Linked DNA regions of Homo sapiens: region 2 is linked to region 1. Evidence: chromatin loops called from intact Hi-C (ENCODE). Cell type or tissue: Calu3. All regions are shown on one strand. Each heading gives the region's core, and the rest is flanking DNA. Links, peaks and the distances in the headings are about the cores only.

Region 1 (7,136 bases), core at 1-2,500:
TTACAAGTGTGAGCCACTGTGCCTGGCCAAGAAGAGGACTTTAAGAACAAACTTTCAAAGCTTGGCTAAGCCTGGAATGCTCCATCTCTCCACTATCCTCTCCCTGCAGGCCTCCTGGCCATCCTCATCCCCCGCCTGGACCTGGTCATCTCCCTGGTGGGCTCCGTGAGTGGCACCGCCCTGGCCCTCATCATCCCACCGCTCCTGGAGGTCACCACGTTCTACTCAGAGGGCATGAGCCCCCTCACCATCTTCAAGGACGCCCTGATCAGCATCCTGGGCTTCGTGGGCTTTGTGGTGGGGACCTACCAGGCCCTGGACGAGCTGCTCAAGTCAGAAGACTCTCACCCCTTTTCCAACTCCACCACTTTTGTTCGGTGAGCCTGGCACTGCTCCTTGCCTACCAGCACCCGACTTTTAATTATATGGATCTCTTTTTTTTTTTTTTTTTTTTTTTGAGACGGAGTTTCTGTCTTGTTGCCCAGACTGGAGTACAATGATGCGATCTCAGCTCACCACAACTTCGGCCTCCTGGGTTCAAGCGATTCTCCTGCCTCAGCCTCCCGAGTAGTTGGGATTAGAGGCATAGTCCAGCACGCCTGGCTAATTTTGTATTTTTAGTAGAGACGGGGTTTCTCCATGTTGGTCAGGCTGGTCTTGAACTCCCGACCTCAGGTGATCCACCCACCCCGGCCTCCCAAAATGCTGGGATCACAGGCGTGAGCCACCTCGCCTGGCCAGATCTCTTTTATATGCATTATCTTTATGTCACTGCTTTGCCTTTTCTCTGGGCCAAGTCATGGTGAAACAAGAAAGCTACAAGCTCTAAATGGTAATTTTTTACATTTTTGTTTTGTTTATTACTTCTTCTTTTCATACCTCTGGCATTCCACTACATTGTGAGCTTTCCCTTGGAAGGCTCTGGACTCTATCCAAGCTTATGATAATTCACACAATGAATTTCATACCTAGCGTGGAGCTATGCAAGAAGCAGCCACCAGAGGGCCCCAAGTGGCAGCAACTGGCCAAAGGAGATGCAGCCAGCTAAGACTGTCCACACTTTGGCAGACAACCGGTTTTCCCTTTTCTGGGTCTGTTCAAAAAGCAAACATTAAGGGTGGGCACATAATCCACAAGCCAGAAAGTTGTGCACGGCTCCAGTGTTGAGATGGGTAGGGCCAAGATGACCAGTGTGAAAACTCTCAGATAGAAAGGAGCCATGCATATTAAATGAGGGGCAACAAACATTTCAAACGATTAGATAACATTTTCTCCCAACTCAAAGATCCCAACAATGAATAGGAGGCATGGAAGTAGATGTGCCAATGGGGAGGGATGAGGAGTGAACATGAATATTATTTGAATAGACTTTACCTCTTAATTCTTGCAACATGCATTCTTGATTACCTACTGTGTGCCAAACAAGATTTTGTAGAATATTGCAAAAATGACCATAAATTCCTCGTGATAATGTGACTTTGCACCTGCTCCTATGAAAAGATGAAGTCTGTATCTGTATCCCTTAAATTTTTTTGCTTGTTTGTCGGTTTTGTTTTGTGTTTTGTTTTTTTGAGATGAAGTCTCGCTCTGTTGCCCAGGCTGGAGTGCAATGGCACAATCTCGGCTCACTGCAACCTCCACCTCCTGGGTTCAAGCGATTCTTCTGCCTCAGCCTCCCAAGTAGCTAGGATTACAAGTGCCTGCCACTATGCCTGGCTAATTTTTGTTTTTCGTAGAGATGGGGTTTTACCATGTTGGCCAGGCTGGTCTCAAACTCCTGACCTCAGGTGATCCACTTGCCTCGGCCTCCCAAAGTGCTGAGATTACAAGTGTGAGCCACCACGCCCAGCCTCTCCCCTTTAAATTTGATCTTGGCCTTGTAACTTGCTTTGGCCAATGGGACATTAGTAAATGTGATGCAGTCAGAGGTTTGGTAATAACCTATGCATCAGGACTTACATCACTTGCTGCTCTATGGAGTTGAGACCACCAAGTAAAGCATCCTGGGCTAGCCTACCGGAGGATCAGAGACCATGTGGAACATAAATGAATCATCCCAGTTGAGCCCTGTCCGCAGATCAACCAGCCTACCAACTTCCAGACACGAGTAAAGCCATCCTAGACTATATCCAACCCCAGTCAGGCTGACACAGACCATAAGAATTGTACAGATAATCCACAGAACTGTGATAAATAATAAAGATGTTTGTAATTTTAATACATAAAGAGTGGGAAGTTTTATGCAGCAAAAGATAACTGATAAATCATTCTAAAGAGGATACACTGATTAATGAGAAAAGAATCCCTGCTCTCAAGCAGCCAGTCTGCTGTCCATTGGGGAAGAGTTAACAGGTAATCAACTAAGTAAATACCATCTAATGTCCATCTAAGGGCAAAGGACACTACCTGCTCTAGAGCACCAAAGAAGACTTTCCACAGGTGGTATCATTTGAGCTGGGCTTTGAGTAGAACCTGAATCTTCTACGACTGAGCCTGAACCTTCTTCCATTCTGTCCTGCTGCCTGGACATTACAGCACCTATGCTTGTGTCTGATCTTGGCTGGCAGCCAGAGGCAAGCCAACCTGAGACATCACCTCCATCCTTCTGGTGGTGACTGCTCTCTCCCCTCCCCTCAGAATTACTAAAATTGAGAAAACGCACCTAGATAAATAAATAGATGTTGAAGATCTATAGTCCCAAAAGGTGGGGAGAGGAGAGTTTCTCATCAAACTCTCCGTGGTTTACGGGAATGAGCTATGCCTGTTTCAGCCTCGGTGTTAAGAGAACATTTGAAAAAGCCCTGTCCTGCTTATTTTCATCCTTCGTCTTCCCTGTGCCCCCCAATTCCCACGTCCCGGTCTGCTCTTTCTGTATGTTACTTTCTATCTGCTGGACTTCCAGAAGATACTTCACCAGCACAAGTCCACTCAGATGGAGGAAAGGCTGGTGGTCCACACCCAGATCCCATAGCCTACAGAGTCCCTGTTGGGCAACAGGACACTCATAGCTCGTGCAGGGGTCCACAGTCCACTTTGCCAGAGAATGGGTTGTCATTTCCACCCTGAGCTCTCTGTTTCATCAGCAAACCCAAAGGACTTCCAATGATCCATCCTGAGTGTTGGCAATGTGATCATCCTCTCTGGAAACATTTCTCTCCCACCCTGCTCCACTATCAATCACCGCACCCATCCTTGAAGTTTAAAGTTATCTTCTCTGTTATTAAGAAAAGTTTACACTCATTCTCTAAAGATAAGCCCCTACTGTGTAAGAGGATAGGGTTAATTTTATTACTCAGACAAATCTGGCTGAAGTTAAACCTTGGAAAGAAAAACTAAATTTAGCAACATTGATATAACCAACAAAACTAAGCTAGGGAGACTCATTAGTAATCATTGGCAACACTAAAGACTACTACATGTTAGCTTTATGTCTGAGTGGTGGTGATATTAAAATTTCTTAAGTGGTTTGGAACTGATTTTTTTAGTACACACATATGCATACACACGACTTTCTTCCCCCCATTTAACTTACTATTTATTTAACTTCTGGAACTTGCTAGTGAGTCAAGGAACATAGAAAACCCTTCCTCCTTTCCTTCATTGAGTGCTTACTAAGGATTTTACATGAGATCATCTCATTTAATCCTTACAATGACCTGTGATGTTTACACTGTCATTGTCTCCATTTTCAGATAAGGAAACAGACTCAGAGACATTAAATAACTTGTTAAAGATCAAACACGTAGTGAAGGATGGATCCAGGATGCAAACATTTGTGCATCAAAGCTCCTCACTGCATTGTAGGGCCCAAGGGAGGCCACTGAATGGTGGTTATCAAAATGTAAAATAGGGAGGAGGTAGAGCAAGATGGTAGAAAGCTCCACTGATCTGTCCTGTCCCCCAACCCCTGCTGCAAGGACACCAATTTAACAATTATGTACACCTTCATAAGAACCAAAAAACGTGGGCACTCACAGTACCTGGTTTTAACTTCGTATGGCTGAAAGAGGCACTAAAGAGGTAAAAGAAAAAACAGTCTTGAATCAACTGCGCAGCGCCACCCCTCCCCCACCCCCAGCAGGGGCCCATGGTGCCCAGAGTATCTCTGGGCTCTGGGGAAGGGAGAACCCAGTAATTGTGATGCATTGACTAGGTGCTGCCCTTGTTATAGCAGAAAGGAAAACCAGACCAAACTCAGCTGACACCCGCCCACAGAGGGAGCATTTAAACCAGCCCTAGCCAGAGGGGAATCACTGATCCCAGAGATCAGAACTCTAGTTCCCACAGGCCTCACCACCATGGGCTAAAGTGCTCTGGGGCTTTAAATAAACTTGAAAGGCAGTCTAGGCCACAAGGACTACAACTCCTAGGAGACTCCTAGTACTGAATTGGACCCAGAGACAGTGGACTGGGGGAGCAGGAGACATACTGAGACACCAGTTGGGGTGACTAAGGGAGTGCTTGGCATCACCCCTTTCCTAACCCCAAGAAGCACAGCTTGTGGCTCCAGAATAGACCCCTTCCTTTTGCTTGAGGTGAGGAGAAGGAATAGTGGGGAGGACTTTATCTTACATCTTAGATACCAACTCAGCCACAGAAGAATAGGGCATGGGTCAGAGTCATGATGCTGCCTTTCCAGACCTTAGCTTCTGGGCATTTCTAGACATACCCTGGGCCAGAAGGGAACCCACTGTCTTGAAGGAAAGGACCCAGTCCTGGCAGCATTCATCACCTGCTCACTGAAGAGCCCTTGGGCCCTGAATAAACACCAGTGATACCCAGATACTACATCAAGGGCCTTGGGTGAGACTCTGAGACCTGCTGACTTTAGTTACCAGCTCAGCCACAGGGGTAGAGCACCAAGTAGGCTCTTGGGGTCCCCAATTCCAGGACTTGGCTCTTGGATGGCATTTCTGGACCTGTCCTGGGCCAGAGGGTAGCCCACTGCCTTGAAGGGTGAGTCCCAGGCCAGGCAGCATGCACCAAAAGCTGACTGAAGAGCCCTCAGGACTTAAGGGAACATTGGCAGTAGTCTAGCATTACTCCCTGTGGGCCTGAGGTGGCAGTGGCCATAGGGTGAGGCTGCCCTACCTTTGGAAAGGGGAGGGAAGAGTGAAAAGGACTGTGTCTTGTGGTTCGAGTGCCAGCTCAGCCACAGTACAATACGGCACCAGGTAGACTTCTTAGGTTTTTGATTCTAGTCCCTGGCTGTCAAGACAGATGGCACCTCTGGACCTGCATACAGCCTGGGGGAACTCTCCACATTAAAGGGAAAAATACAGACCCGAATGGCTTGCCACTTACTGATTATAGAGCCCCAGAGCCTTGAGCAAACACACGCAGTAGCCAAGGAGTGGTTACAGGAGGCCTCTAGCAAGACCCAGTGCTATGCTGGCTTCAGGTCTGACCCAGTGCAGTCATAGTGATGGTGGTCACAAGGGTGCTTGTATCACTCCACCCCCAGCTTCATGTGGCTCAGAACAAAGAGAGAGACTCTGTTTGGGAGAAAGTAAGGGAAGAGAACAAGAGTCTCTATCTGGTAATCCAGAGAATTCTCCCAGATCTTGTCCAAGATGATTAAGGTGGTACCTCTGTCAGTCTGCAACAACCACAGTGTTGCTGGGCTTGGGTTGTGCCCTGAAGCAGATACAACTTAGATCACAACACCCAAGCCCTTTCAAATATCTGGAAAACCTCCCCAAGAATGATGGATACAAACAAGTCCAGACAGTGAAGACTGCAAAAAATACTTAACTCTTCAATGCCCAGAAACTGAAGAGCATTTACTAGCATCAACACCATCCGTGAAAACACGACCTCACCAAATGAACTAAATAAGGCACCAGGGACCAATCCTGGAGATACAGAGATATGTGAACTTTCAGTCAGAGGATTGAAAATAGTTGTTTTGAGGAAATTCATAGAAATTCAAGATAACATAGAGAAGGAATTCATCAGATAAATTTAACAGATATTGAAATCATGAAAAAGAATCAGAAATTCTGGAGCTGAAAAATTCAATTGCCATACTGAAGAATGCATCAGAGTCTTTTAACAATAGAATCAATCAACCAGAAGAATTAGTTAGCTTAAAGATAGGCTGTTTGAAAATAGTCAGAGACCACCAAAAAAAAAAGGGATAAAAAATAATGAAGCACACCTACAGGATCTAGAAAATAGCCTCAAAAAGGTAAATCTAAGTTATTGGCCTTAAAAGAGGAAGTAGAGAAAGAGATAGGGGTAGAAATGTCATTCAAAAGGATAATAGAGAACTTCCTAAACCTAGAGAAAGTTATCAATATCCAAGTACAAGAAGTTTATAGAACACCACGCAGATTTAACCTAAACAAGACTACCTTAAGGCATTTAATAATCAAACTCTCAAAGATCAAGTATAAAGGATCCTAAAAGCAGCAAGAGAGAAAAACAAACAAAAACACCATGGAGCTCCAATATGTCTGGCAGCAAGACTTTTCAGTGGAAACCTTATAGGCAAGGAGAGAGTGGCATGACATATTTAAAGTGCTGAAGGAAAACACTTTTACCCTACAATAGTATATCTGGTGAAAATATACTTCAAACATGAACGAGAAATAAAGACTTTCCCAGACAAACAAAAATTGAAGGATTTTATCAACACCAGACCTGTCCTACTGTGTCCGGAATTGGTGGGTTCTTGGTCTCACTGACTTTAAGAATGAAGCCGCGGACCCTCGCGGTGAGTGTTGCAGTTCTTGAAGGCGGCGTGTCTGGAGTTTGTTCCTTCTGATGTTCAGATGTGTTCGGAGTTTCTTTCTTCTGGTGGGTTCGTGGTCTTGCCGGCTCAGGAGTGAAGCTGCAGACCTTCCCGGTGAGTGTTACAGCTCTTAAGGCAGCGCGTCTGGAGTTGTTCCTTCCTCCCGGTGGGCCCGTGGTCTCGCTGGCTCAGGAGTGAAGCTGCAGACCTTCGCTGTGAGTGTTAACAGCTCTTAAGGCAGCGCGTCTGGAGTTGTTCGTTCCTCCCGGTGGGCTCGCGGTCTCGCTGGCTTCAGGAATGAAGCTGCAGACCTTCGCAGAGAGTGTTACAGCTCATAAAGGCAGTGTGGACCCAAAAAGTGAGCAGTAGCAAGAGTTAGTGCAAAGAGCGAAAGAACAAG
Region 2 (5,673 bases), core at 373-2,872, 180 kb before region 1:
ATATGCCTTTGAAAATATTTTCTCAGTCTGTGCCTTGTCTTCTTGACACTGTCTTTTACAAAGCATAGGTTTTTAACTTTTTTTTTTTTTGACAGAGTCTCACTCTGTTGCCCAGGCTGAAGTGCAGTGGCACAGTCTCGACTTACTGCAACCTCTACCTCCTGGGTTCAAGCAATTCTCCCACCTCAGCCTCCTGAGTAGCTGGGATTACAGGTGCCCACCACCACACCCAGCTAATTCTTGTATTTTTAGTAGAGACAGGGTTTCGCCATGTTGGCCAGGCTGGTCTTGAACTCCTGACCTCAGGTGATCCACCCGCCTCCGCATCCCAAAGTGCTGAGATTACAGGCATGAGCCACCGCACCTGCCCTACTCGTTTTTAATTTTAAGGAAGTCTGGCTTATTTCTTTTATACAGAATGCCCTCGGTGTTTTATTTAAAAACTCATTGCTAAACCCAAGGTCTCCAGGTTTTCTCCTATGTTATCATCTAGGAGTTTTATAGTTTTGCATTTTACATTTAGGTCTATGGTCCACTTTAAGTTACTTTTTGTGAAGGATGTAAGATCTAGATTCATTTTGTTTGCATGTGGCTGTCCAGCTGTCCAGCACCATTTGCTGAAAAGGCTGTTCGCTCCATTGTGGTGCCTTTGCTCCTTTGTCAAAGTTCAGTTAGGCCTCTCATTCCTCAGTAAAATGAAGATAGTAAATAATATAGGAATAATAGCTATCTCATATTGTCATGAGAAATACATGTAAATGGAAAGTTTATTAAAGCATAAACAATAAATGGTGGCCAGTATGACAGAAAATAATACCAGGCCGGGTGTGTGGCTCACACCTGTAATCCCAGCACTTTGGGAGGCCAAGGTGGGCAGATCACCTGAGGTCAGGAGTTCAAAACCAGCCTGGTCCCTCCTGGGACCCAGAGTCAGCCTCTGGCTGCTACTCCACAGCGCACCCTTAGTCGCCAGCTAAATGTGACTTCACCAGGCAACCATGATGACACCGAGACAGGAAAGCCCAGTCCCTGCCTTCAAGTTCCCAATCCAGCTGGGCAAAGAAGGCACACCCGTGGGAGACACCACGCAGGCAGTGGCTCTGAGGTTGAACAGGTTTGATTCCAAGCCCAGCTCTGTCGCACACTAATTATGATACCATGAAAATATGTAACCATTCAGATTAAAAAATGACTGTCAGGGGCCCCCTCTTCGTCTTTGGGAAACAATGACCTGGTCCTCCTCATTCCTGATGTTTCACATGCTAAGGCCCATAGAGAAAGGGTTTGTCTGAGGTCTCACAGCCGGAATTCCAGGGGCAAGACCCCAAGGCAGGTCCGACACCCAGTCTGGGGATGTCCACACAGCACCTCCCTGCCTCCCATTCTCCTGGATGGGGAACGCCTTCTTAACCAGCCCACCTCCATCCTCTCCCCACCAGGCCCCGCCTTCTCCTTTTCTTCCGCAGCCTGCGCCTTCACAGATTAGCCACCAGAGGGCTCTCTGGGATCAAGGACCAGTTTACTGGGCCTGCGGGGAGGCCTAAAGGTTTTCAGGTAAATCCCGGCATCCTAAACCACTGGGGCTCAGGCAGACTTGCAGTTCACCATCGTGACCGTCACTACCATCAGCCACCACCTCTACTGCCTCCTTTTACTGAGCATTTGCTATGCCAGGTGCTGTGCAAGCACTCAGCGTCTTATCTCATTTAATTCTCACAAAAACCTAATGAGGGGCCAGGCACAGTGGCTCCCACCTGTAATCCCAGCACTTTGGGAGGCCGAGGTGGTTGGATCACCTGAGGTCAGGAGTTCGAGACCAACCTGGCCAACATGGTGAAACCCCGTCTCTACTAAAAATACAAAAACTAGCTGGGCATGGTGGCGTGTGCCTGTAATCCCAGCTACTCAGGAGGCTGAGGCAAGAGAATCACTTGAACCCAGGAGACGGAGTTTGCAGTGAGCCGAGATCATGCCACTGCACTCCAGCCTGGGTGACAGAACGAGATTCCGTCTCAAAACAACAACAACAACAACAAAACCCTAATGAGGTAGGTACTATCATCATTTACAAATGGAGAAACCGAGGCACAGATAAACTGAGGGACCCCTAATTTATGTTAGTAACTTAAATAAGGTAAGTCACAGAGTTCATGAGTGACAGGACCAGGATTCCAGTCCAGGTCGGCCTGACTCGGGAGGTGCGCCTTACGTTTGGGTTCGCGAAATAAATTACAAATACAGGGGACTGATGAGCAGCAGCAAGTGCAACGGAACAGGCTGAGTTCAGAACAAGCCAAGAGAAGGCCATGCTAATTTCTAGGTGGCACAGAGCCAGGGGGCCCAGATTTGGGGAGGTGGGGGTCTGCTCAACTTAGGACTCAACCCCAGGCCTCTCCCGAAGCCCTACATCCACTTTTGGGGCTGGACCTTAAGAGTGGCACAGCAACTTTGAGCATCGCTAGAGGAGCAGGCCAGAAGGGAGGGGCAGGGTGGGGACTTGCTGCCCTGCTGTGAGGAGTGGTTTCAGGAGCCAGACAAGGCCTTGCTATTGGAGAAGGAAACGCAGCTGGGATTTGCCAGGACAAACGGTGTAAGAATTGGGAAACAGGAGAATTGGGAAACGACTTCCTTCAGGGGCTGGCGGATGAGGGAGGGCTTGCACAGTTGTTGTTACAGGGGTGGTTTTCAAGCCTTTACAGGAAGGACACATATGTTTTCCAGGCATCAGGGCAGTGCTCTGGAGGGAGGCACATGGGATCTCCGAGGCAGGCATGAGGACTGGGCTAGAACCCTCAAAAAGTGAGCATCTGGGGATAAGCAAAGGCAGAGCCAAAGGCCTTGGGGGGAAAACGACATCTGTTGGACTGAAGATTATGTATGAAGATTCTAAAAGAGCTAGAGGGCAAAAAAGACCCAGCAGGTAGAGTTTTAAGGCATGGAGTGACGCGCCCAGGGCTCGCAGCTGGTCCAGTATAGAAGAGTCAACCCAACCTCTTTGCACGACTTGAAACACTGGTGCAATGCCAGCCTGCTAGGGTGCCAGACCCAGGTGCTGGTCCATCACCTGTGGTGCGGTGTCTAAGGACAGGCTTTGGAAACCCTCGGGCAGCCTCTGACTGCTTCTAGAAGAGGGGCACCAGCTGTTTCACTGAATGAAAAGCAGGAACTTTCTCAGGCATCCAGCTGCAAAAAGACAATTTTAAAACTTTTCTCAAAATTCCTCAATGAATCCAAAGTGTCCAACCAAGAAAGGTGCCTGGTTAGATTGATACAAAGCTGACAATATAGTGATGTCACCTCCTTACCAGGCCAGGGCACTATTCACTACAGAAGGAGACTACACTGAATTTAGTAACCAAAGATTTCAGATACGTAATTAGCCCCCAAGGGCAGAGTGGGAGTAGATTTCATCTGATTGATCAGTGCCCTCAGGCAGCTCACAATCTGGGGAAAGTGGCCGAGCAGCCACGTCTCCAGCGCAGGCAGGTATGAGGATAACCAGAGGAGGGAGGTGACAGCATTGCTGAGGAGGGAGCTGTAAAGTTCTGACTGAACTGGCCAGGATGGGTCCACAGGGGCCCAGCCATCTGAGCTGGGTCTTAAAGCAGAGCTTCCAATTTAGCACAGAAAGGAGGGTCAGCTAGGCTAAGGGAAAATCCCAAAGGGAAGGCCTAGAGATTTTAAGTATTTGGGCAATGGTGGGTAGTTCTGACAGCTGGGAGTGACTTATGGAGGGCAGGGTGCAAAGCAGGCTGGAGTCAAAAGACAGGCTTGGAAATGTGCCGTGCTCAGTGAAGGAGGTGAGGAATGAAGGAATCAACTGGCAGGGGAGAAGATTGCAGCAGCAAGGACGTGAGGTTTGATGTCAGACAGACCTGGCTTCACCGCTTTGGAAACGTGATCTTGGGCAAGTCATTTAACCTTTTATGCCTAGTTTGCAAAGTGGGGATATTACCAGTACTTTCCTTCACTGGATTTGAGTATTAAAGGAGACAATATACATAAAGTGCTTAGCATAGTTTGTATACTGAATGTTCAGGAGATGTTAGAGATATTTTACCATTACTACTGAAAAAGCAGCTCATTGTGTAGTATCCATATTGACACACTTTCCTTTGTTCCATGGCCATAATAAAAGGACATTCCCACCCCCCTGGCCGTGCGCAGTGGCTCACACCTGTAATCCCAGCACTTTGGGAGGCCGAGGTGGGTGGATCACCTGAGGTCAGGAGTTCGAGACCAGCCTGGCCAACATGGTGAAACCCCGTCTCTACTAAAAATACAAAAATTAGTCGGGCGTGGTGGCAGGCGCCTGTAATCCCAGCTACTTAGGAGGCTGAGGCAGAGAATCGCTTGAACCCAGGAGGTGGAGGTTGCAGTGAGCCAAGATTGCACCATTGTACTCCAGCCTGGGGGATTAGAGCAAGACTTCGTCTCAAAAAAAAAGAAAAAAAAAAAAAGGACATCCCCCCAGCTAAAGGTAGGTGGGCACCAAATGTTCTCAGGCATTGGTTCCTGGCAGCTGAGGTGGGCAATTTCCACCCCATCCCCCACTCCAGCCAAGGGGATATTTGGCAATTCTGGAGACATTTTTAGTTGTCACAACTTGCAGGGTGCAACTGACATCTAGTGGGCAGAGGCCCAGGATGCTGCTAAACATCCTAGAATGCACAGAAAAGCCCCTCAACAAGAATTCTGCAGCCCCAAATGGCAGTAATAGTGAGGTAAAGAAACTCTGTCCTAAAGAAACCCACGCAGCCTTTCTGTAGCACCAGAGCAGCCGGAAATCCAGCCTGGGGCAAAAGTACCCTTATGCCAAAAATAGAAGTTATGCATATGGCTTTGCTCATTTCTAAAAAGGCACCATTCTGGATTCTACATCTGTCAGAGTAAATATCAGGGTGAGTGAAAAATGAAAGGCAATCTAACAATATAAAGAATAGTATACAATGATCAAGTAGGATTTATTCCAAGTAAGCAAGGCCAGTTCAATATTCAAAAATCAATCAATGGAATCCACCATATCAAAAGGTGAAAAAAGAAAAACTATACGATCATATCAGATACAGAAAAAGCATTTGACAAAATTCAGTACTCATTCATGATTTTTAAATATCTCAGTACAGAAATAGAGGGGAACTTCTATAAAAATTATACTACTTACATCATACTTAAAGTGAAAGACTGAATGCTTTCCCTACAAGATCAGGGACTGGACTAGGATGTTCACTCTCACCACTTTTTTTAAACTGGAAATTTGAACCATTGCAATATGACAAAAAAGAAAGAAAGAAAGAAAAGAGATAGACACTGGAAAAGAAGAAATGCATCTATCTCTATTTGCAGACAACATGGTTGTCTAAATAGAAAATCTCAAGAAATCTAACCAAAAACTCCTAGAATTATCGAGTACAGAAAGGTCACAGGATACAAGATTAAAATACACAAATCAGTTATATTTCTATATACTACCAATGGACACACAGAAACTGGAATAAAAAATACCATTTATAATTGCTCCAAAGAAAATTAAATACTTAAGTATAAATCTAACAAAACACAGGATCTGATAAATGGTTAAAATAACAAATAGTGTCAGGAAGGATCACCTAGGTCAGAAGTTCAAGACCAGCCTGACCAACATGGCAAAGCCCCCTCTCTACTAAAAGTACA

What was found. Peaks named below come from ENCODE experiments on the same cell type or tissue, not always from the same donor. Only the 100,000 strongest peaks of a DNase experiment are listed, where the experiment ranks them.
Region 2: a loop joins it to region 1, with 3 times the contacts of the local background. A loop is called at or near these places in 15 of 110 quality-filtered maps.

What each region holds. Positions count from the first base shown.
Region 1 is chr5:151,310,062-151,317,197 of GRCh38, reverse strand. SLC36A2 (solute carrier family 36 member 2) reads left to right here. Exons shown (of 10, transcript NM_181776.3): 10 at 110-2,226. The coding sequence ends at 381. Among named protein-coding and RNA genes, the nearest start is that of SLC36A3, 9.9 kb to the right of the region's middle. In Calu3, for the core only: a CTCF peak has its summit at 997 (motif pointing right); a DNase peak (open chromatin) is centred at 1,017.
Region 2 is chr5:151,496,727-151,502,399 of GRCh38, reverse strand. It overlaps a transcript of SLC36A1 not described here. Among named protein-coding and RNA genes, the nearest start is that of MIR6499, 23 kb to the left of the region's middle. RefSeq lists an enhancer at 3,861-4,522. In Calu3, for the core only: a CTCF peak has its summit at 1,476 (motif pointing right); a DNase peak (open chromatin) is centred at 1,479.